3 separate regions of the Homo sapiens genome follow, and all the other regions are linked to region 3. Evidence: read pairs that join two places in POLR2A ChIA-PET (ENCODE). Cell type or tissue: A673. All regions are shown on one strand. Each heading gives the region's core, and the rest is flanking DNA. Links, peaks and the distances in the headings are about the cores only.

Region 1 (8,292 bases), core at 1,985-6,984, 1.8 Mb after region 3:
TAGCATTTTAATGGGCAAATAGTGAGAGATGTGATAAAAAAGACGTGGAAACCAGCATGAAAGACAAGCTGAAATATATTGTAAATGGGAATGTAGATCATAACGCTGACAAATCTAGTTGAGAGTGATAGTTTGAGAAAGGGATTGAGAAAGGATAGTTTCCTCCTATTCCAGTCTGACTGGGGAAAGAAAAGTTAAGCTATTCCACAACTAGGAGGAGGAAAATAAGTAAAAATCCAAGGAGAACAAAGGTGAATTAAGAAACAAATTATAAAGATGCTACATTAAATATTTACTACAATTTTTCTAGCTAGGAGGTAGAAAACTCATTCCAGCTAAATTAATCGATCATTCTATTGAGTCACTGTAGTGGCCTCAAAAGCAGGTGTTAAACAACAGAGATCTAGTTATGCACAAAGACAGTCCAGATTTCTCTTTATTAATTTAACATGCTGTGTTTTTGTAGCACTTTCTTGTTAATAAAATGTGTTTATTCCAATGCCACATTTAACCCTCACGATAATCCTGTGAGGTTAGTAACTCTTTCTTACAAATGGGGAAATGGAGGCTCAGGGGGGTAAATGATTCATGCAATGGAATTCACACATCTACATAATAGCAGAACTGGGGTTCAAACCTGGCCTTCCCTTGATAACCTTAGTATTCATTTCTCCACACTAAAATTTGGTTCTGGTGAATGTTTATTGATTGGTTAGAACAAGTTATAAAAATAATCAGTGGTTTGGTTGATATTTATTACAAAAATATAATACAGAAAGATCTTTTTCTCATACCTGAATGAAGAGAAATTATTTTATAAGAAAATAAATCAGAACCCAAGATTATTTTTGAGGGTCTCCTGTGGGAATACCATCTATGAGGAGGCAGTGTAACACGGTGCTTAAAAACATAGACTTTGTCAGACAGACCTTAGTTGGAGGCCTGACTTTGCCACTAGTTTCTTCTGTATCCTGCCACTGGACATCTTCAGCTTTTTTTCCTCATCTTTGAAGTGGTTACCTTCCCAATAATGTTGTTATGGAATTTAAGCAAGATTAAACGTAAAGAACTTGTCAGGGTTCTAACACAATATTCAATAAAGAGTGATGTTATTATCATATTAGCATTCCTAAAACATTGTGGCAGATTATTATAATGGTTTCCCTTCAAGGTCATCCCTCCCTGCATCCACACCCCTGTGGGCCTCTTCTCTGCCACCATATTGACTCCATGTGACTTGCTTTGGCCAATGGGAGATGAACACAATTGAAGAAAGCAAATTCTTGACAAACATTTGCATAGCTGGTCTTACTCTCTTGTGTTGCTGGGCTGTTTTCCTCTATGTGAAGAAGCCAGGACTTGTTCACTGGAGACAAAACCAGCTGTCAGAGAAGCGACTGAGGATGTCTCAGACCAGCAGCTCCAGCTGAGCCATCAGATGACTGCACCTATATGAGTAAATCAAGATGCAAGTTGGAGAAAAACCATCCAGCTGAGCCCAGCCCAAACTACCAATCCACAGAATTATGGGCTCATAAATAGTTGTTTTCGGACAATCATTTTTAGAATGATTTGTTATCCAGGAATAAATAAATAAATAAATTTTAAAAAGTAACTGCTACTTTGAAGTTGGATTGTGTTGTAACCAAACCTAAATGTGTGGTATTGGCTTTGGAACTGAGTGATGACTAAAGGAAGGAAAAAAAATAAAGAAACTTCTACAGAAGGTTGGGAAAACAGTGACATGTGTGTAGTGTTATGAGAATTAACAAAATGTTGTCTCCCATATTCTGAGGGGAAAAAGCCCCTAATGGTCTTGTTGATTAGAGCTAAAGAGTTATATTTAAGTAGGATGTTGATAGATTTTGTTGGATGCGTGTAGATGTAGGATAAAGTACTACAAGAGAAAGATGACTAAGGAAGAAACTCTAGTTTTCCAGCAAACTTTAGAGAAAACATAAAGAACTCAGTACCTGCCAGTGGGAAAATAAAAGATTCTCAAAGTAAGAAATGATCTCAAGTCATGATCAAATCAAATGTGTGGCTACACAGCCCCTTTAAAAAATGTTTAAAAAAGATGTAAAGAAAAGTTAGACAAACAGACTTCTAAAAATATTAAAGGAGTTGTTTAAAGTGTCAAGACATGCTCAACATAGAAAAAGATCTTTCTCAAAAAGAATTAGGATATAGGCTTTTTGTCATGGAATGAACTTCAATAAGATACATCAGGAAGCCACAAAGTTTTTAAAGAAATTGTGTCAGTGTACACCAAAAGGATTGTGACTGTTCAGAAATTTTTTAAAAGACCCTGCATTTCTAACTTTCTATAAGGAGGTTTTAGGCTGAGAAAGCTGCTCAGCTGCAAACAACTCCTTTTTAGAAAAAGAAAGATGTCTTACAGGATAGAGCCAAGAGGTCAGAAAGCAGAGCAGAGAGCCATGGAGAACAGTGCACTGAGGTGCTACTCTCAGGTAGCAAACATCGACCCTTGTCAAGAAATATGCTCCTTTTGCTGGGGAACTGGCAAGGTGTGGCTTGTTGGGTTTCATGATTACTGTGGTCTAGTGACTGCTTTGCCCTTCTCAATCCCCACCTTTTAAAGTAGGCATGCCTGTTGCAGTTATCTAGTCTTTGTCTTAATGCAATCAGGAGGAACTCCACCTGAGAAGTTGCACTTGAAGAATCTCATTAACATCTGAACCTCATGCAAGCCACATGGTTGTGGATTTGGCGCCTGATTCAGTGACTGGATAAATCTTGGCATCTTGGGAGGAGATGAGTATGTTTTGTAGGTTAGAGACATGAATCATTGGCATTGAGGGTGGCCTGTTGTAAATTTTAGCAGTGTTAGTCCCTGTTGGATACCTCCCTGGATTTATATACTTGGACAGTCCTGGTCATATAGACTCTGGGCTTAGACATGTAACTTTATTTGGCCAATGAAACATTAGCAATTATAATGCAAGCAGGTGCTGAAAATGAGCTTTCTCACTGGGGAATTCTGTCTCTTGATCCTAGGGACTCCTTTTCCTCTATAAAAGGAAGCACAGGGTAGTCTGCTGAAGAAATATGGCTCAGGCACCTGCCAACATCACCTACCAGACACGTGAATGAAGTCAACCAGAAAACTGTAGCTACAGAGGTGACTCCATGGATATTAGCAGAAGAGTCACCCAGCTGAGCCCAGTTCCAGCTACTGACCCACAGAATCCCAAACTAATGAGATTTTCTAAGCTACTAAACTTCCAAGGTGTTTGTTTCACAGCAATTGATGAAATATATGAATTATCCAGTATCCATCCTGCCAAGTCTCCTATGCTACTAAAACAACAGTTAAACTAGAAGTATCCAGGGAGACGTTCTTGCAAAGTGAAGTCCACAAATACCCAGCAACAAAGAAAACTGCCAAGTAAGAGACAAGGAGCTTGAAGACGTGTCACAATGCATTCATTGCATTTCTTTAATTTTCCAGACAGAACTCTTGTGATTGAGCCCAATGTCTTCAAATGGCCAACATTTTTTTCTATGAAAAAGAATATACTCAGAGAAACAATAAAAGACAGAAGAGAAAAAACATAGAATTAAAACAAAGAAGATAGGAAGATAAAGAGAAGTTAGCCATGGTAAAAGCAGTGTCCTATAGGTAGATACTTAGAGGGGAAGATATGTAGGAACAGAAAGATCCTGCTGGACACATCAGGACCTTCTGTCTCTTCTACCAGTTCTCTTTAACTTTCAAAAGTAGCATCTCAAAGGCAAAACCCAGGCTTTCTAAAACAAAGCCCTCTTCTACACAACATATACAAATAAAACAATCTTTTGCTCCTTTAGTGGTCACTGGTTAGAGGAGATCATCCTGGGAATATTTTGCAGAGAACCTCTTAAGCCGTCATTGATTAATTGCTCTTATGTGTGTAGAAATCTGAAGAATGATGTGAGCAGAAGTACCCAAGTTTTCTTGACTTTTTGATTTCCTCTCTTCCAGGCTATCAGATTGGTCTCTTCTTTGCTTACCTAAGTATGTCCTTTAGAGGTAATTCTAGGGCCTAATTTTTCTTAGTTCTTGATTTAAGGAATTGAGGAGAAGAGATTGTCATAACTGGCTGTGTAACAATTTTCTCAGAGACCTGTTTCTCCCCTGTGGAGGTCTGGACTTGGAGTAGAGATGGTAATAAGAATCCCATTTCAGAGTAGATCTAATCTGTTTTCTTTAAAATATTTTTTAGTAGCAGTAAAGCAACTATTTTTCTCTTCATGTCTATTTCTTAAATTTTTCAGAGTCTACAATGGGTATGTGATTGCCAATCACAGAGACACTTAGCAGGAAACACATTAGAAATAATGCATCCTTATAACAATAAATACGGATTAGATTAAATCTGAGTGTAAAGTAAAGAAAAGTACATGGATTATTGTTCATAAATTAATAATAACTATCCGTTATTGGCCAACGGCTGTGTCTTAAAAACCTTAGATTCATCATATTTTGTCCAACTCTGCAAAATAGGGCTGACTACTGTTCTTATTTTATAGATGAAGAAACCTCTTAGAGACATTAACTTCTCCAAAGTCCAGAGACTTGCAGAAATAGAATTCAAACCCAGACCAGCTCAAATACCATGCCTGAGCTGGTATTTCCTGAGCTATTTCCTACGACGTTGTGCTACCTGTTTATCTCAGTTTTCTTTCTCCTTTCCCCTCCCCTTACCTCTCCTCCTTCCCTCCTCTCTCCTTTCCCTCCCTCCCTCCCTTCCTTCCTTTCTTGCATCCTTCCTTCCTTCCTTCCTTCCTTCCTTCCTTCCTTCCTTCCTTCCTTCCTTCTTTCCTTCTCTCTCTTTCTTATTAAAGAAATCTCAGAAGCAAAATTTTGGATATGGCTTATTCAGAACAACAGAAGGGCTGTGTTTCTCTTCTCCACAGTAGTAAATGCAGTGATTAAGATAATAAAATTACTCATCTTTGTCACCTTCGTCCAGATTAAAGAGCTGTCTGAACACTGAAACAGCACTTTTGTGATTAGGTTGATTGGTATTTATGATCCTTAATGAGACATAATACAGTCATTTGTCCAAACTGTGAGCATATCCTCAACCCAAGTTGTCACGTAGCCAAGTGGAAATTACACAGGGTGCAGACCGCATCACGGCAGTGCTATGTCCTGCAGGAGCACGATTTCAATAGCTGCCAGGTAGCTAATGTATTCATTCAGAACTGCCGTTTGTTTCTACTGAAGATGTTTGAATCTATCGAAATATACTTTTCAAATTGTTTTTTCAATTATACTTTTATTTCAAGAGAACATAGATTTACATGCATATATAAGAAATAATACAAAGATCCCGTGTGTCCTTTACTGAGATTCTTTCAATGATAACATTGAGCAAAACCATAATATAATATCATCATAGTATATCCACATTAATACAATCCACCAATCTTGTTCAGATTTCTTCAGTTTTACTTGCGCTTGTACTCATTCATGTGTGTGTGTATGTGTGTGTGTGTGTAATTTATTACAGGTGTAAGTTTGTGTACCCACCACCACGATCAAGGTACAGAACATCCCTTCACCACAGGGACCCTTTGAGTTGCTGTTTTCTCCCCCGCCCCAGAACCTCCTCCTGTCTTTAACCCTGTTTGCTCCTAACATGTTTTCTGTTTCTATAATCATACTAATTGAAGAATGTTAAATAAGTGGAATCAGACTGTATGTAACCTTTTGGAATGAGCGTTTTATTTCACTCAGCAGAATTATCTGAAGATTTACCTCAATTGTTGGATGTATTAAAATTTAGCACCTTTTTACTGCTGTAAAGTATTTCATAATATGCATGAAGCTTATTTTATTTACCTGTTGAAGGACATTTGAGTTGTTTCTAGTTTTTGCTGTCAGGAATAAAGATGACATAAACATTTGTGTAGGTTTTCTTGTGAATAAGTATTTAATTTTTAGGGATAAATACGCGACAATGCAATTGCTGAGTTATATGTTAATTACATGCTTATTTTTACGAGAAACTACTAAATTATTTTTTGGAGTGGCTGTACCATTTTACATTCCTACCACAATGTATGTGAGACCCGTTTCTTTCCACTCTTGCCAGTATTTTATCCTGTCACTACTCCTAAAGCCATTCTGACAGGTATGTAGCGTAGTGACATCTCATTTTGATTTTAGTATGCATTTTTTTTCTGATGGCTGATGAAGTTAAACATCTTTTCCTGTGATCACGTGTCATCTGTATGTCTTCAGTGAAATATCTGTTCAAATACTTTTGCTTATTTTCTTATTTGATTGTTTCTTATTTTTGAGTTTTGAGAGTTCATAGTACATTCTAGATACTTTTCCTTGACTTTTTTATGTAGTTTGAAAATATTCTCCCAGGCTGTAGTTTGTCTTATCATCCTCTTAACAGGGTCTTTTGCAGAACAAAACTTTTAATTTTGATGAAATCTAAGTTACAAAATGCACCCTTTTGTGGATTATAATTTTGATGTTAAATCTAAGAACTCTTTGCCTCATCCTAGACTCCAAAGATTTTTTTCCCATTTATTTTACAAATTTTATACTTAATGTTTAACTCTGTGATCCACTGAATTGATTCTTGTATCAGATGTGAGACTTAGGTTGACACTTTTATTTTGCCTGTGTTCAGTTGTTCCAGCACCATTTGTCGAAAAAGCTAGGCTTTGGCATCTTTGTGCAAAATATACCAATAAATGTGGTATATTTATGTAGATCTAATTGTGAATTCTCTCTTTGATTCCATTTATTTATATGTCTATCCCTTCACCAATACAGTACTTTCTGGATTATTGTCACTCTATAGTAATCCTTCATGTGGGGTGGAGGGTCCCCTCATTATTTTCTTCATGGTTGTCTTAGCTATTCTAGTGCTTGTGTCTATCTATATAAATTTGAGAATATGTTGTTCATGTCTACAGAAAATCTTGCTGAGGTTTTGATAAAATTTGCATGAAACTCATATACAAATTTGGGGGAATTGGCACCATTACTATGCTGAGTCTTCCCATAGAGGAACACAACAGATCTCTTCACTTGTTTATGTCTTCCTCGGTTTCTGTCTCTTGTATTTTGTAATGTTCAGCATACAGATCTTGGACATGTTCCATTTATACCTAAGGATTTCATTATCTTTGGAGCAATTTTAAACAAAATTTTCAGTTTTAATTTTTATATGCTTATTGTGAGTACATAGACATGAGACTGATTTTTATGTGCTGGTCTTGTATTCTGTGACGTTGGTAAATTACTGGGTGGATTCTAGGAGGGTCTTTAAAATAGTTTTTCTTTTTCAAAGATTCCCCGGGATGTTCTGCATAAGCAGTCATGCCACCTGCAAATAGGAACACTTAGTTTCTTCCTTTTCTTAGGTACACATTTTATTTTTGTCTTCTTACTCTACTGTGGTAGCCAAACTTCCTGTATGATGTTGAATCACAAAGGGTGAACATGGATGTCCTTGCCTTGTGCCTGATATTGGGGGAAGGAGTTCACTCTTTTGGTAACCATGGTGTTAGCTGTAGGTATTTTTAAATCACTCTTTATGGAATTTCAGTAGTTCCCATCTATTCCTAACTTCCTGGGAGTTATTCGTTATCACGAATGGATGTTAGATTTTGCCATTTGTGTATGTGCATATTAACTGATGTGATCATGTGGTCTTTCTTCTTTTTGACCTGTTGACAGGTGAATTACATTAATGGATTTCAAATGTTGAGTGAGCCGTGCATTCCTGGAATACACCCTACTTGGTCATGGTGTGTAATTCTTGCTGTACGTTTCTGGGTTTGATTTGTTAGTATTCTGTGGAGGAGTTTTGTATCTCAGCTCATGAATGATATTGGTCTGTAGGGGGATTTTTTCTTTTTTTGGTACCATCTTTCCCTATTTTTATTATCAAGAAAATGCCGACCTCATAAAGTGAATTGTGAAGAGAGCTCTTCTTTCAGATCACAGCAATTTGAATATAAAAACAAACAAGCAAACAAACAAAACAAACCAGAATGCGGTCCTCTGTATTCTCTGGAAGAGATTTTCTAAGAGTAGTGTAAACTCTTATTTAAATATTTGGTAAAAAATTTTCAGTGATGCCATCTGGATCTGAGATTTACTAGGAATATTGTAATTACAAATAAAACTTCGTTAGTGGTTATAGGACTATTCAGGTGCTCTCTTTCAGGTTGAGTTTGGGGAGTCTATTGTTTTCAAGCAGTTAGCTTATTTCTCCTAAGTTGCCAAATTTGTAAGTGTAAAACTTTTTGTTACAT
Region 2 (8,292 bases), core at 1,985-6,984, 98 kb before region 3:
AGCTCATCATTACTGATCATTAGAGAAATGCAAATCAAAACCCAATGAGATTCCATCTCACACCAGTTAGAATGGTGATCATTAAAAAGTCAGGAAACAACAGATGCTAGAGAGGATATGGAGAAAGAGGAAGTCTTTTACACTGTTGGTGGGAGTGTAAATTACTTCAACCATTGTGGAAGACAGTGTGGCGATTCCTCAAGGATCTTGAACCAGAAATACCATTTGACCCAGCAATCACATTACTGGGCATATACCCAGAGGATTATAAATCATTCTGCTGTAAAGACACATGCACTTTTATGTTTATTGCAGCACTATCCACAATAGCAAAGACTTGGAACCAACCCAAATGCCCATCCATGATAGACTGGATAAAGAAAATGTGGCACATATACACCATGGAATAGTATGCAGCCATAAAAAAAGTATGAGTTCACGTCCTTTGCAGGGATATGGATGAACCTGGAAACCATCATTCTCAGCAAACTAACACAGGAACAGAAAACCAAACACTACATGTTCTCACTCATAAGTGGGAGTTGAACAATGAGACCACATGGACACAGGGAGAACATCACACACGGGTGCCTGTCGGGGGTTGGGGGGCTACGGGAGGTATAGCATTAGGAGAAATATCTAATGTAGATGACAGGTTAATGAGTGCAGCAAACCACCATGGCATGTGTACACCTATGTAGCAAACCTGCACGTTCTGCACATATATCCGAGAACTTAAAGTATAATTTAAAAAGAAAAAAGAAACTTGAAATACTCTGACTTTTCAGTTAATGTGTCAATAACTTTCCTTTTTAGCTTGAGCTAATTCCAGTTGCGACTTGCAGGTTATATTTTTGTTACACTGTCACATTTGCTAATACAATTGATTCATAAGATTTAATTTACAGAATGCACAATATATTTTAAACCACACATTTGCATCACATATTTCTGAGTATATATGCTGTGAGAGCCTTGGTAATTTTATCTGAGAGCTATGTATTATTCAGAACCACTAAGATCATATCTTTCAATCCCTCATTTCATAAGTGAGAAACTGAGCCCATCAAAAATAATTGAAATTGTTCAGCTTAATAGATGTAGGTAATGATGTAGGTAGGTTAAAAATTAGTTCCTTTTGACACAAAATCACTTCTGCCAGCACAGGACATGTTTCATTATGTTCCATGAACTGTGAAATTCTTATTCCAAGTAACCAAGCTAAATCAGCTAAGAGAGGTTTGTGAATGTGAGAAGAAGTCCTCTCTCACACCTGGAGTAGAAATCGAGAACATACCATGAAAGATTACAGAATCCATTTCAGGCCTTGGAAGGACTTCCACCCGCCTCACAGAGCAACAGCTACCACCACAAAATGAAAGCTCAGGAAGAAAAAGAAGTTAGTGGGTGCAGCGCACCAGCATGGCACATATATACATATGTAACTAACCTGCACATTGTGCACATGTACCCTAAAACTTAAAGTATAATAATAATAAAAAATAAATTAATTAATTAAAAAAAAGAAAAGTAAAACAAACAAAAAAAAAAGAAGCAAAGTAGCTGCTGCTGTCCCACCTTCATTGATTGATTTATCTGACAAGTGCTACCTGTTACTTTATTCCAGGCCCTTTGCTAGTTCTTGGTGATGAATGATGAACAGAACTCAGGCTCTGCCCTTATGGAATCCAGTAGGAAAGAGAGTACAGCAAAGAGATAGTTGTAACACAGCTGGAGGGGGAATTCCTAGGGAGGAACTGGGGTCAGAGAAGGCTTCTCAGACTTCAGAGCAAGGAGGATTTAGCAGGTGGGAGTAGGGGGACAGCATTTCAGACCAAGAGAAGAGCATAAGCAAAGGTTTCTGACTGGCAGAAACAGGGAAAATCTGTGTCATTCACGTGGCTGAGGGATGGAGTGCAGGGAATTCTGAGCCCCCAAGAGAGAACCCCAAGACACCAGCAGAGGTAGAAGCTCACAGGAATCTCCACAAAACATAAACACCTCTCCATGAAATAATGATAATGAGTCCTTAGTTGCAGAAAAGGATTGAGTATCCGGCTATAATCTGGATAGAGACTTTGCAATTTAAAAAATCATTTTCAACGCAAGTGAATTTTATAACTTTTAAAGGCCATATGCCTACATCATTAGAAATCATATGTTTTGGATTTTTGCTTATAGAAGTATGACAGGTGGCTTTCCTTTCACACATTCTAAGGCATTTTCAGGTTTAGAAAACTGGAATGCATAATTGAACAAAATTCCTGTAAATAAACATTTATTTTTCTGTGTCTTTGCAGAAACTAAAAATTCCTCTCTTTAAAATATTACTGCAACATAATTTATCTTTCTGCAGAGAGATACCTAGATCACTTGAGTGTTTAAACATTTTATTTCTGACACAGCCTAGTCTCAATTGTTTTAATAACGTATTTTTTTCTTACTGTATACATATGTTTGTCTAATTACATCCTGGGTACTCTTGAAGTACTTTGAGCAAAAAGAGCAGATGTCAGTGTTTTCCAGCTTTATGTAAATTCTTTTAACATATGTAATCCCCCACTCAACTGTAATTTTTTTGTAATTAAGAAATATTTGAGGCCGGGTGCGGTGGCTCACTCCTGTAATCCCAGCACTTTGGGAGGCCGAGGCGGGTGGATCACAAGGTCAGGAGATCGAGACCATCCTGGCTAACACGATGAAACCCCGTCTCTACTAAAAATACAAAAAAAAAAAAATTAGCCAGGCGCGGTGGCGGGTGCCTGTAGTCCCAGCTTCTCGGGAGGCTGAGACAGGAGAATGGCGTGAACCCGGGAGGCGGAGCTGGCAGTGAGCCGAGATCGCGCCACTGCACTCCAGCCTGGGCGACAGAGCAAGACTCCATCTCAAAAAAAAAAAAAAAAAAAAAAAGAAGAAAAAGAAATATTTGTTGGATGCATCTTATCTATGTTAAACTATGTGTGCCTCATATATAGACTCTGGACTCCTTAGAATAATGTCTATAGTACTGGTGGTTAACCCATCACTTGCCACACTCCAGACATTCTAATGATGGTCAATTTGTCAGGGAAGCAGGAGCCAAGGAGGGACAATGTAATGCCTTTTTAGTTTAGTTCCATTCTGAGACTAGCAAAACGCATGCCTTGCCGGTCATGACCCATATTCATGGGATGTTTGTATTAAAGGAAACAGCTTAAAGGTACCTGCAAGGACACACTCCTACAACAACAGAGAGTCCAGATGTCCCAATACCCATAACAATATATGTTTTGAAGATAATAATAGTTATGCTTTGATGTACTCACACACTAGACGGTCAAGGCTAGTTTTCTTTAAATCAATACAGCAATAAATGTGTCAGGATGCCTGCTTACCTGCACGTAGATACAGCTTAGCTTAGTCTTTACATAGACAAGACCCCTATATAAGGAAAACTTAAAACAAAGCCTGGTGGTTTCTCCTCTTGCTTTCCGAGGGTGCCCTACTCTATAATAAAATAACTTTTAATAAACCCAGTTTTTTCACTGCACTTTGTGAATCACCCTGAATTCCTTCCTTCATGAGATCCAAGAATCTTCTCTTGGATCTGACAAATCCAGTAACAAATCTATTCCAAAACCTGCCGTGCTCTCTTAAATTTATTTTTTTTTAATTTTTTGGGGGGCATTTGGTCAGAACATTATAATTTCCATGGCCTTTTATTTGTTCTTCTTTTAGCCGGTTTCAAGAGTTCCCAAATCCTCAAAGTAGCAAGGCGACAGGAAGCTTACATTTAACCACATCTATAAATTGTATTCAATTTTTAAAAACACACAGGGTGTTAAAATTCTGTGATGCCTTTAATTATTCCTTATAGTCACACAACTGAAACTTCCTGTAGAGTAAAATGAGCTCATTGGTCGTAAAACAGCTCAAAAACTGAGTGTTCACCATGTTCATGGTGCTGTCATTTAAAATGGAATGCTCTATTTTATTTTTTTTTGTCATCTATATTGAGGTATAATTTACATACAACAAAAAGGAAACATTTTAAGTGTGTGCTGACAGGAGCATCATCATTGTCCATAAGAGTCATCCCAGGTTTCCTCCAACCCCACTCACTCATCTTTCTATCACAATTGCTCAGTTCAGCTGCTCCACAACGTCAAATAGATGGATGCACGCTGTTGCGTTTTTTTTATTTCTGGCTTCTCTTACTCAGCATGTTTTTGAGATTCATCCAGGTTGTGTGTTAGTCCTTTCTCATTGCTAAGTAGCTCTCAGTTATATGAATATGCTGCAATTTTTAAATTCATTTGCTTGTACCTGAACCATTGGGTTGTTTTTGATTTGGGGTTATGTACAAGTCTTGCCACGTACAAGTCTTTTTCTAGAAATAAGTTTTATTTATTTTGAGTAGGTATCCATGTGTGGGATTGTGTGGCCATAATTTTAAATTCACCAACAGCAGCATAGGAGGTCTGCAGTGGCTATGCATTTTCACTAAAAGTATTGTTAGTCTTTTAATTTTAGATATTATATTTGTTATAAACTGGTATCTCATTCATTATGGTTTTAATTTGCAGTTTTCTGATCACCAATGATGTTGAACCTCTTCTAATGTATTTATTGACCATTCTGTTGTGAAGTAGTACCTACTTAAGTCCTTTTGGCTTGTTTGTGTTATTAATTCTTATTGTAAAAATCATTTGTATGTGCTAGATAAATGTATATTTTTCCTCCATGTCTGTGGTTTCTAATTTTATTTCCTTAATGCTGTCTTTAGAAAGGCAGATGGTTTTACTTTTTATGATGTTTAATTTATCCTTTCTAAAAAAATGTATGTTTTATGCTTTTTGTGTTCCATCTATGTCTTAAGAAGTATTATAATTTTAGCTGTTACAATAAGGTCTCTCTAATCCACTTCAAATAAATTTCATAGTGTGAGATAGAGGTTGCTTTTCTTTTTCATACAAGTGTTAAGACACCATTTGTTGAATAATTTATCTTTTTCCATTGAAACGTATTTTTGTCATTGTAAAAAATTCATTGACCATATATGTATGGGTCTATTTCTGACTTTTTTTCTGTTCCACTGATCTATATGTTTAAATTTATACTAACTCTGAAATATCTTGGTTATTGTTGCTTTATAGTAAGTCTGGAAATAATATAGTGTAACTCTTTCAACTTCATTTTTCAAAATTATTTTTGCTTTTCTAGATTCTTTGATATCTACTTACATTTTAGAATGAGCTTATCAGTTTCTGTGGCAGAAATATCTGTCAGGATATGGATTAAAAATGCATTTACTGTATAAATAAATTTGGGTAAGAATTGATGTCCTATTGATACCATTGCCATACTGTATATTTATATTTGGATAGTCTTTTATTTCTCTCAACATTATGTTTTTCATCATAGATGTTATCCATAATTTTGTTAATTATATTTCTTGGTATTTTATGGCATAAACCACTTAAAATTATATTTTCTAGTTGTTTGAATATATTTAGAATTCTAATTTATTTTTTCCAAAGGGCTTGCCACCTAAACCCTTGCTAAATTTATTAATTAATTTTGGCAGATCAATTTTTGATTACTTAGGATTTTATATAGGAACAATAATATAATCTATAAAAAGAGGCTATTTTAGTTCTTCATTTTAAATCTTTCTTATTTTTCTTGCTTTTTTCCACTGGCTAGGAGCTCCAGTGAAGTATTGGCTACAAGTATGTAGAGCAGACTTACTTTCCTTTTTTTTCTTTCTTTTTTTTTTTTTTTGATCTTAGAAGAAAGACATTTGGTCATTCACATGAATTATTTTGTTAGCTATAGTTTTTTTTTTAACATGGCCTTAATCAGATTAAGACAGTTTCATTGTGTTTTTGACAGTTTTTCATGGATAGATGCATAATTTAGTCAAATGCACTTTTTGCATCTATAAGGTGATTATATATTTTCTTCTTATTCTGTTCTGTAGTGAATTACATTGATTGATTTTTGCTACTGAACGAACTTTGCATTCCCAGGATAAATCCTACTTGCTTGTGGTGTATTTTACTTTTAAATATTGTTTTACTTAATTTCTTAATATTTTGATTATGTTTTTATATTATTTAAATCTTCAAGTATATTCTTTTGATATCTTGTGCCAGGTTTTGGTATCAAGGTTATTTGCTCCTATGAAATGAGTTAGGGAACATTTTGTCCTATGTTTTTTTTAAAAAGCTTCTGGAATTGTTATTATTTCTACATAAAATATCTTATGAATTTAATAGTGAACCTATCTTATCCTGGTGTTTCCCTTGACAAAGATTTTGTTGTGAATTCTATTTTATAGTAAGAATACCTGCATGGGAATAGCTGTTTTTATACTATATTTATATTACACAGTATAAATACAGAGAGAATAGCTGAATTTAGGTATGTTTATAAATATAGCTATTCTTATGCAGCTATTTTCTCTCTTTCTCTGAATAATCTTACTAGAGTTCTGACAACTTAATCTCAAAGAAACAATTTCTGCTTTGTTAATTTTTCATTGTGTTTTGTTTTGTTTCATTAAGTTTCAGAAAACCTTTCTTTTTCTACATGCTGCTATTTAAGATAATCAATTTCCTTGTGAGAAATACTTCAGGTGAATATCACAAATACTACCATACTCTGTTTTCACTTTTATTCAGTTCAAAATATATCCTAATTTCTCTTGTGATTTTCTATTTGAAGCATGGGTGATTTTGAAATGTGCTATTTTATTTCTAAGTGGAATTCCTCTGGAGTTCTTATTGTGTTTGATTTAAATTGAAAAAACATGCCAATCCCAATTACTGGAGGATATCTTTTCTAGTAAGACTTCTGCAAATTTCCAATATATTTTTCCTTTTTTCATAGAATATTTAGAAATGTGTTGTTACAGTTCCAAATATTTAGAGGTTTCCTAGAAATATTACTAGTTTCTATAGACAAAATCTTGTTGATCAAACTAAACAGGGTTATCTTATGATATCATTTCATAATTTCTAGAGCAAAATACATCTATTGAAATATAGAAGATATTTTACTGTTAAAGAATTCTATTATATGTATGAGAGCTGCTGTTCTTTTTTTTTTTTTTTTTTTTTTTTTGACAGATTCTTGCTGTGTCGCCAAGCTGGAGTGCAGTGGCGTGATCAATCTTGACTCACTGCAACCTCCACCTCCCAGGTTCAAGTAATTCTCGTGCCTCAGCCTCCCAAGTAGCCAGGATTAAAGGCACCTGCCACTACATCCAGCTAATTTTTGTATTTTTTGTAGAGACAGGGTTTCACCATGTTGGCCAGGCTGGTCTTGAACCCCTGACCTCAAGTGGTCTGCCCCCCTTGGCCTCCCAAAGTGCTGGGATTACAGGCGTGAGCCACCCTGCCCTACCCAAGAGCTGCTGTTAACACCAGAGGTGTAGGCTATCTTGGGTCTGTTTTTAAGGGTCCAAGTTTTGGCTACAACATCCTCTACTGCAAAAACACTGGGTGTACGGTAGTACAAAAAAGGTTTGGTTAAAGTATTAACCAAAATATAAGTAAAATACAAGAAAATAAAATATAATCCACCATTTCTGAAATGGCTGCTCCATACCTTCTGAAGTCTCTCTTGAACCTCAGGAGATCACAGGGCTCCTCGTTCACCCTGACATCTTCACGGCAACAGTGCTCAGTTTGGACACTGAACTGTGGGAAGTACAGTAAATAGAGCACAGTTCACTGTGGGCTGAGCTTCCTCACTGTTGAGACGGCTGTGCTAGTCTCCAAGGCACAGATGCATTCACTGTCCCACGAATAAGATCTTAAGACGGGCCGTGATGCCTCCCACCTGCCTTCACTGCCCTTGATAGATGCCACCCTATCGACACTTCTCAGCATTTTTATCATCCTAGACACATTTATAATGGCATGTACTGCATTATTTTCCTGCACGTTTGACTAATTTTTGCTTTTCTGGATTATGGTAGTGACTCAAAGTATAAACTGAATTTATTTAATAAGAGTAGAAGAACTGAGGATAGGATACTGACATTATTAACATTAATGAAATGGGCAGAGAAGAAGATAGTAAATACGAATCTGAAAGTTATTCCAAGACATACGATGAGTAAGAGTTATTATGTAAAGAGAAGAGAGTGTCATTAAATACTCAACATTGTCAAATGAGTCAGAGAAATCAATTGTATGAAGAGTGACGCATGACTTTTTTTACTTGGCAATTAGAAGATCATGGATTAATTTTCCATGTACGTATTCAATAAAATACAAAGCACAGAAGCTGATGTATAAAGCA
Region 3 (8,292 bases), core at 1,860-6,859:
GCTTCACTTGTGCCCCTCCTGTGATCTGCCGGCAGCTCTAGGTTGGCTGTGCCCTACTCAATCCTTGCTCTTTGTCCCCAGACCCCCAGCCCAAGCCAGATGCGAGACCCTTACATACTCTGAAAACAACGTTCAAACATCTCATGTCTATTTGAACTTTTCTGAAACTGGAAGAAAGGCTGCTATTACTTATTTCTCTTTTGTAGATGGAGAGTCAGGATTTGGCAAAATTAATTTGCAGATCTTAAACAGAGGCCTTCTGACTCCCAGGCCAGCACATCTTACATAAAATGACTCTGCATCCCATTATAGCCCTGAGTGAAGAGTTCTTGGCCTTCAGAGCCCTTCTTGGGGTCACTACTGAATTTAATATAGGGTCTTTCTGGCCATGTGATGTTTTAAAATTTGTATTCTAGGTATTTTTTTCTGGATATGAAACTCAGACTCAGTTCACTTCATTTTCATTCACTCAACACACTTCTTTTATTAAAGTGGTCTCTTTGGTAAGCCACAGAATGCACAATGAACAGCAGAGGCTGGTGTGTGGAAAGTGACAACAGAATATGTCTTTGCAGCCATCAGAATATGATGGTATTATGAATTGTGGAATAGTTGAGAATCCCATAATGGGCCTAAGGATGAACTGTTAAACCTAAGCTATATGTCAAAGAGAAGTTGTTTGTATACTAGATATCTATTTAACCTCCAACTGAAGGGAATAAAATACCAATTTTCATAACTAAATTTCAAATTATTTCATGGTGCTTTTCCAGAATTTCCTGATGTCTCATAGGGAGCTCGTATTAATATGATAATGTAGAAATGTAAAATGAGGTATATGGCATTTTCAAATACGTGCTTTATTTTTCTTTGGGAAAGTATATTATACTGTTGGGCTCATTCTCATGAAATTCATTGGCATGTGCATGTTACCCATCACCCAGAAGCAGCTGGCCTGAGAGATCTGATGGGATGCTGTTGTTGTTCATTTTTGTTGCTATAAAGGAATAGCTGAGACTGGGTAAATTATTATTATTTTTTAAAAGGTTTATTTGGCTCATGGTCCTGCAGGCTGGCAAGTAGCATGGTGCCGGCACCTGTATCTGGTGGGGGCCTCAGGCTGCTCCCAGTCCTGGTGGAAGGCAAAGGAGGTAAAGCTTCAATGGTGAGAGAGGAGGAAAGAGATGGGAGGAAGGCACCAGGCTCTTTTCAACAACCAGCTCTCAGGAGAACTCTTGCAGGAATTAACAGAGTGAAAATTCACTCATTATCATGAGGACAGCACCCAGTCATTCATGAGGGATCTTGATCCCTAACACTTCTAATTAGGCCCCACCTCCAACATTTGTTCCATCAAATTTCAACACGAGGCTTGGAGAGGTCAAATACCCAAACTATAGTGTATGTTTCTTTGTGAAGATTAAGTGATGCTTCTGTCTTGGTGGCAATGCCTCCTAGAACCGGAATAATATTTTTCAGGATGTGCTGTACACTCTAGATCAATGACCAATATATTAGTTTTTTCCAAAGCTAGAATCCATGGGTCCAAGATTGAAGGGGTGAAAATGGGAGTGATTTATCTCATTATTGCTCCTAGCGATTCACTGGCAAGACATTTTGCTTCTTCTTCCTGTGATATTGGGATCTTCTGGTCCCCAAAAGAGGTATGGGATTGTGATACTGTCATTAACCTGGGATTTAAGACAGGCTCTTAGCTTGGGTTTCCATAACAAACCACAGACAACGTGCCTTAAGCAACAGACAAGTATTTCTCACAGTTCTAGAGGCTGGAAGTCCAAGGTCAGAGTTCTTGCTGATTTAATCTCTGGTGACAGCTCTCTCCTGGCTGATGGATGGCCAGCTTCTCCCTGTGTCCTCACATAGTGCAGGGGGACAGAGAGATAGAGAGACAGAGATGTTAAGAGAGAGAGAGATTCGGTGTTTCTTCTTATGAGAACGCTAATCTTATCAGATCAGAGCTCCACCATTATAACCTAATTTACCCTTAATTACATCCTTATTCCAAATACCATCATGCTGGAGGTAAGAGCTTCAACATATTAGTTTGGAGTAGATGCAATTTAGCCCATAGCAGATGGACACCAGGCCCCTTTGGGATCTCATGCCAGTGAAGCAACAGGCCAAGAAGAGTGTTCCTCTACTAGAGTAGTAGAGGTCGTCAAGGAAGTGCTGGTCAATGCTGCTCAATTAACCAATAATTCCTTCCTATGGTCAAGGAAATGCTGGGTTTATATCCAAAGAGGATAAGTAGATGTGTGTTTGAAATTATGAAATCACCTGGGGTGCTTGTCATTACTTCCATGTTCTATAAAACCGGCTGTTGTTTAATTTTTCAATACAATGCTACAACTCAATACAGGCAGGCCTCCTAACGGTGTAGAACCTTCTAAAATGAAGAAACCAGCCATTCTACAAGGCAGGGAGCCACAGTTAGCTATGGTGCTTTCCAGGAGAAAAGAGAATATGAAAGGGGCTGTGGAAGAAGCAAGTTACCATTATCAACTATGATCATGTGAGCAGTGGCAGAAAGAAGGACTTGAACAGTGTTGAATATATTTTTCCTGGCCAGATGCAGTGGCTTGTGCCTGTAATCCCAGCACTTTGGAACGCTGGGGAGGGCGAATCACAGGGTCAGGAGATTGAGACCATCCTGGCCAACATGGTGAAACCCATTCTCTACTAAAAATACAAAAATTAGCTGGGTGTGGTGGCGCGTGCCTGTAATCCCAGCTACTCAGGAGGCTGAGACAGGAGAATTGCTTGAACCAAGGAGTCAGAGGTTGCCGTGAGCCAAGATCTCACCACTGCACTCCAGCCTAGCAACAGAGTGAGACTCCATCTCAAAATATATATATATATATATATATTTCCTTATGTTGATTTGTGTATATATTAACCAACTCTTTCCTTTTATTCCTTTCTTTCATTTTTATACAATTTAAAATAAAATATATTAATAATAATTAACTTTATATCTCTGTATTTAAGTTACAGGATATCAATGGAGGACTGAGAGGACTCAGCTAGATGAATGAACTTTCACCTAAAAGGATTTTGTGGCCCATTTTTTGAAGAGCGTTAAGAGGTACATGGTTGTATGTAAAACAATTGCATAATATTAAACAAAATGCATGATTTTGCTGTTTTATTTAATTGGAAGTTGTCTGCTGAGGAGTATCATGTGTGAATGCCAATTAACAAAGCGTGCATCGTGGTCATTATACACTGTACCGACGTAGTTAACTAGAAAAGGAATCTGCCAATTATGGCCCGAGGGATAGATTCTGCCCACTCTCTGTGTTTGTAAATAAAGTGTTATTGAAACATAGCCATACCTACTCATGTGTCTGCTATCTATGGCAACTCATGCTCTAGAATGGCCTGGTTGAGTAGCTGTGACAGAGACCGTATGCTCTGTAAAGCCTAAAATGTTTGCTATCTGGCTATTTACAGAAAATTGCCTGTATGTACATCTATATTATATGTATATCACGGTCATGATTGCAATAATTTATGAAACTCTACTCTGACAATGTCTAAGTCCTTACTCACATTGGTGTTTCTGTCATCCAAACATAGTCATACACATAAACTTTATATAGCCATTTATACTGCCTGCATGCCTTCCTTCCTTCCTTCACCTTCCTTCCTTCCTTCCTTCCTTCCCTTCACCTACCTCCCTTCCTTCCTTCCTTCCTTCCTTCCTTCCTTCCCTTCACCTACCTTCCTTCCTTCCTTCCTTCCTTCCTTCCTTCCTTCCCTTCACCTACCTTCCTTCCTTCCTTCCTCCCTTGTCCTTCCTTCCCCCCACGCTCCATCCTTCTCCCTTCTCCCTTCCCGTTCCCCTTCTCCTTCCCCTTCCCCTTCCCTTCCCTTCGCTAAATTGTGGATAAAGAGAGCTATGCAGTGGCAAGTCCATTTCCCCAAAACCTACTCATCTGTTAGGAATGCTGAACAACTCCCTAGCTTCTCCTTCTAGCCCTCCTTTAACACAGACATAGGCTGGAGCATGTTATTTGTTTTACTGAACGGTTTGTTGTTTAGTTTTTCTCCCTTTAGAAAGATTAACAGTGATATAGCTAAGATAACAGCTTTGATTTTTTTGTTTGTTTGTTTTGATTTGTTTTGTTTTGCACACGTTACCTGGTGCTCCTAGAGGAAAGTCTGAAAGCGTTAAGGAGAAAAGATACTAGTCCTGCCTCTTTTGGGACTCCAAAAGCCCCAGGAGCCACAAATGAAAACACTGGCAGTGGGCAGGTGTTGGAGATTCCCCTTGGGCTGGCAGATGTCACCCCATCTATTCTGAATGACGAAGTTCACACCTGCTTGATTGTTAAAATTTGCTTTTCCATATGTTCCATTTATCTGTTGCTATATAAGAAACCACTCAGAATTTAGTAGCTTGGCTTAGGTTCTGCTCACCACGTGTTTCTGCTGCCTTCGGTGTGGGCTGGGCTGACTTGGTGACTTTCAGCTGGTAAATATCTTGGTGATTCAGAATACATATTAAAAAATGTGTCTAGGTAATTTCACTCCCTCCGTGTCTTTGGTAGCTTCAAAATACTTTGATTCCCATCTTTCTTTATCTTCTAAAAGCATGGTCCTCTATAATCTCTGATCTTTTTGTGGATCATATTTATATACAAATGTAAAATCACAGAATTTGTTTCACATTTTATTTGTAAATTTTTATTTTATAATGGGAATTTACCAAGCAAAATGCCAGGTAAATATTAAAATATTCTTATAGTTATGATATTAATATTTAAGGGACTCAAGGAGTTAAAGAAATATTCGTGTGTGTATGTGTGTGTGTGCCTGAGTCAGTTTGAGTGTGTGAGCATATGTGCGTATATGTGAATATATGTGTGTGCATATGTGTGTACATGTTTGTGTGCATATGTACCTGTGATCATGTATGTACATGCATGCATGTATGTGTGCATGTGTATCTCAATCCTGCATCACCTTTCCTTCAATAGTAACAATAGTGGTCATTTCCCCAAAATTATAGTAAAATTATTCTTTTTCTTCTAGTGTCTATTAATTTTACCTGTGGGAATAATTTATTTCAGGGCCATCTAACCTGATATAGGCTGTCTTGCAGAAAATAGATTTAATCCAAGATTAAAAAAAGGAGAATGAATTCTTTCCTGCTACAGGATAAACCCACTATGGCCGATTAAGCTGAAATAGAAGAACTCAGGCAATGGAGTGCTTCAGAAAAGAATTGATTTTTGATATTCATTCTACATATAATCTAATCACTCTCATTCATATCCCTGTAATATACATTTCATTACAGCTTTAAGACGTATCCTTACATAGGAATAATCAGTGAGAAAGGAGAAAATATGTATAAAGTATCAACTTGCTTCTGACATCATGAAAAAAGGTAAAATTCATTTTAAATCCCTAAAATAGTGAGATGTCTTCCTGCCTCATTTTTCTTCCCTTTGCGTCTCAAATCTGAATTCTAGGAGAGGTGTGCATTCCACCCCCACTCCAAAAAAATCCTAGTGGTGGGAAAATCAGGCCAACTGTCAGGCATGTGACTATGTTCAGTTGAGCTCTAAATATCATAAATGTTTTCTTCTATATTTCATATTTTCTACTCTAATAATAATGGTGTCATGAAAATACCAACTTTTTCCTAAAGCACCAAACTATTCTCTAAACTTTAGATTAGTAATAGAGAATCCAAAGGATAACATATTGCTTGATCTATTTGGACAACTTAAATGTAAAAACATAGACTTTCTTGGAAGTTGTAGAATATTTAGAGATAAAGAATATTCACTATTTTATTTAATATATCAAATAAGTATTAATTCCTCAACCTTTCTTTTATTTTTATTGTTGAGACTACATTTACCATAAAATGTGGTAGTTTTCAAATAAACTTCCACGAGGTAAATATTGAAATCAACCAACTTGTATTTTTCTTCTAACCTAAAGACATTATAAAATTCACAAAATTTCTTTTAGTAACAGGAACCAAAAGAGAACATCAAATTCTTTCTCACTGTGTTTCAAATTCAAGTCACAGAGTCATTCAAACAAAATGGAACAAAAATAGAAACAGATTGGCTCAAGTCAGTGAGGGTCCTGGGCTGGGTACTCCCAGCCTAGTCAGTCTGGTGGCCCAGGCAGAGCCTGTAAGACCGTGTCGGGTCCAGTGCTTTTGACGCTTTATCCTGCAGACCGTTCCCCACATCACAGCAGACATCCCCTGAAGCTCCACACTCCCCTAACCTTTGCACTCACGTTCTCAGAGGAGGCTTATGCTCTGTTTTGCAGCGCCCATATTAAACCTCAGATATATTGTTTTCTAAAGTCATGCTTTTGTGTCCAGACCAGGAAAAGAAAAACTCATTGCCAGTCTGTGCCATGTCCACCCTGTGTTCAGTGACATTGAGATGCACTAGACCAGGCAAGAAGAGTTCTCAGCAGGAAGGCAAGGAAGGCTAATATCCCCCTGAAAGAATAAAGAGGAGGAATGCTGTGCAGGATAAAACAGATTATGAAACTTTAAAGGTGAAATGATTTTTACAAATACTCTATTTTAAGTATCTCATGTTATAGATGAGAAAACCGAGGTACCTGGAAGATTATTTGACTTTCCACAGTTGTGTTGTAAGCAGTGACCCCCGCAAGAAGAGAGTACTTCCTTCTGGTTGCTCCTTCTGAAACCTTGCAAAAATTTTTGAAGATAATATATATGGGACATGTTAAGGAGAAAGTTATTTGCTTTATTTATCTATTTGATTTATACTTAGGTTTTTCTATGGGATGCTTCCTTGTATCTCCAGTATTCACCTCAGCCCAAGCTTACATCTACATGAGTGTGTGCATTATATGTATTGCATATTGTGTAGCAGGTTCACGGTGCCTGCTTACCCACTTACCTGAGTCCCATAAGACAGAACACACTCACACACAGCATGTTGCATGAAGTAGGTTTCACTCACAGATAGGCAGCAAGGGACAACAGAGGCCTAGGATTTACAGTAAGCCAGTCTTCCAAGGCTCAAGAAAGCTGCCGAGGGAGATAAGAGTCTCATCTGAAACTACCCCACTCTCACTACTGCTGAAAGCAGCTTTGTCTTAGGTTTTATACTCTAGGGTCATGTGATTATCTCAGCTACAGTGCTGAAAGATTTCCTGTTTTAAGGGGGAACTAGAACAGAGCCCAGGCTATTGCTGCCAGCCAGGGATGTTGTATTCCCAGCACATTCTACAGTTATTCTTGAGACCTATAAGTGAGAAAGGAGGGAGAAATTCCTGCATATGTGTGTGTGTGTGTGTGTATGTGTGTGTGTGTGTATGCATGTAAATGAGAGAGATAGATCAATCCACATGGTGATTCATTTATTTAATGCCATGAAAGATAAAGCAATTATAACATTTGCATCTAGAACTTAAAATTAACGGCCCTTGCCATTGAATAGATTACTTTTCTCTCTAAATTACTTTCTAGCAGTATTTACACACCTACAGAAACATCTCTCAGAATAGAAGAAAGCATTCAACCAGATCCTTATCACAAACTCTAATCCCTTCCAGCTGCTTATAGTAAGACACAAATATGTATCATCCACATGGACCCACCGATGTGTATTGAAGATCCACATACACAGTTAGAGGAAACATTCAATTTTCCATATGCCTTCTATCTTCCCCGTTTCTGATCCACAGGCCTTGTGGATTGACAGAGACATATAATACAATATGCATTTGGCCTTGTAATCTTTCTAAAAAAGCCTGGAGTCACTGAGCTCAAGGAATGAGTTGGAAGGACAACTTCATTAAACTGAAACGCTGAACAAACACCAACGAAATAAACCAGAAGAATTTCAAATAACTGGACCTTTTCCCTGAGCCATCCCTGACCCTTTCAATACCAGGTCCCAAATGAAGAAGTAAATAAACAGCACTTTGAGGTAAATGTCAGCACCTTATTGCAGAAACTTCTATTGCAGGACGTACCTTCCAGATGTCTAATAAAAATTATAGCAACCCCAAGCATCACCTGATCTTATTGTCACAACTTTGAAAATTTTTAGAGTATTTATACTCAACAGTACAAATGTGTGTGAGCATAAACACATGGACACATATATAAATAACTTTGTATATGTATATATGGCAAAAGGTGTAAATATGTGATATATCCAAACCCACTTGTACTCTTTGGAGAACTCAGTAGTAGACAGCAAAGTCGTGATGCCTTCAAGATTCAGCAGGTCCTGTGATTCCACAGGAAACCAG

What was found. Peaks named below come from ENCODE experiments on the same cell type or tissue, not always from the same donor. Only the 100,000 strongest peaks of a DNase experiment are listed, where the experiment ranks them.
Region 1: POLR2A ChIA-PET joins it to region 3 with 31 read pairs; 1 of 35 experiments calls an interaction of 5 or more read pairs at or near these places.
Region 2: POLR2A ChIA-PET joins it to region 3 with 6 read pairs; 2 of 35 experiments call an interaction of 5 or more read pairs at or near these places.

Annotation. Positions count from the first base shown.
Region 1 is chr10:2,853,528-2,861,819 of GRCh38, reverse strand. No RefSeq gene overlaps it. Among named protein-coding and RNA genes, the nearest start is that of PFKP-DT, 210 kb to the left of the region's middle. In A673, for the core only: no CTCF peak of the experiment used is centred there; DNase peaks (open chromatin) are centred at 4,639 and 4,979; H3K4me3 peaks cover 328 bases; H3K27ac peaks cover 2,651 bases.
Region 2 is chr10:4,786,062-4,794,353 of GRCh38, reverse strand. No RefSeq gene overlaps it. Among named protein-coding and RNA genes, the nearest start is that of AKR1E2, 36 kb to the left of the region's middle. In A673, for the core only: no CTCF peak of the experiment used is centred there; DNase peaks (open chromatin) are centred at 3,873 and 4,153; H3K27ac peaks cover 568 bases.
Region 3 is chr10:4,687,669-4,695,960 of GRCh38, reverse strand. It overlaps LOC105376373 (a long non-coding RNA gene), which reads right to left. Exons shown (of 4, transcript XR_001747338.2): 4 at 6,652-6,714. Among named protein-coding and RNA genes, the nearest start is that of MANCR, 14 kb to the right of the region's middle. In A673, for the core only: no CTCF peak of the experiment used is centred there; a DNase peak (open chromatin) is centred at 3,890; H3K27ac peaks cover 2,099 bases.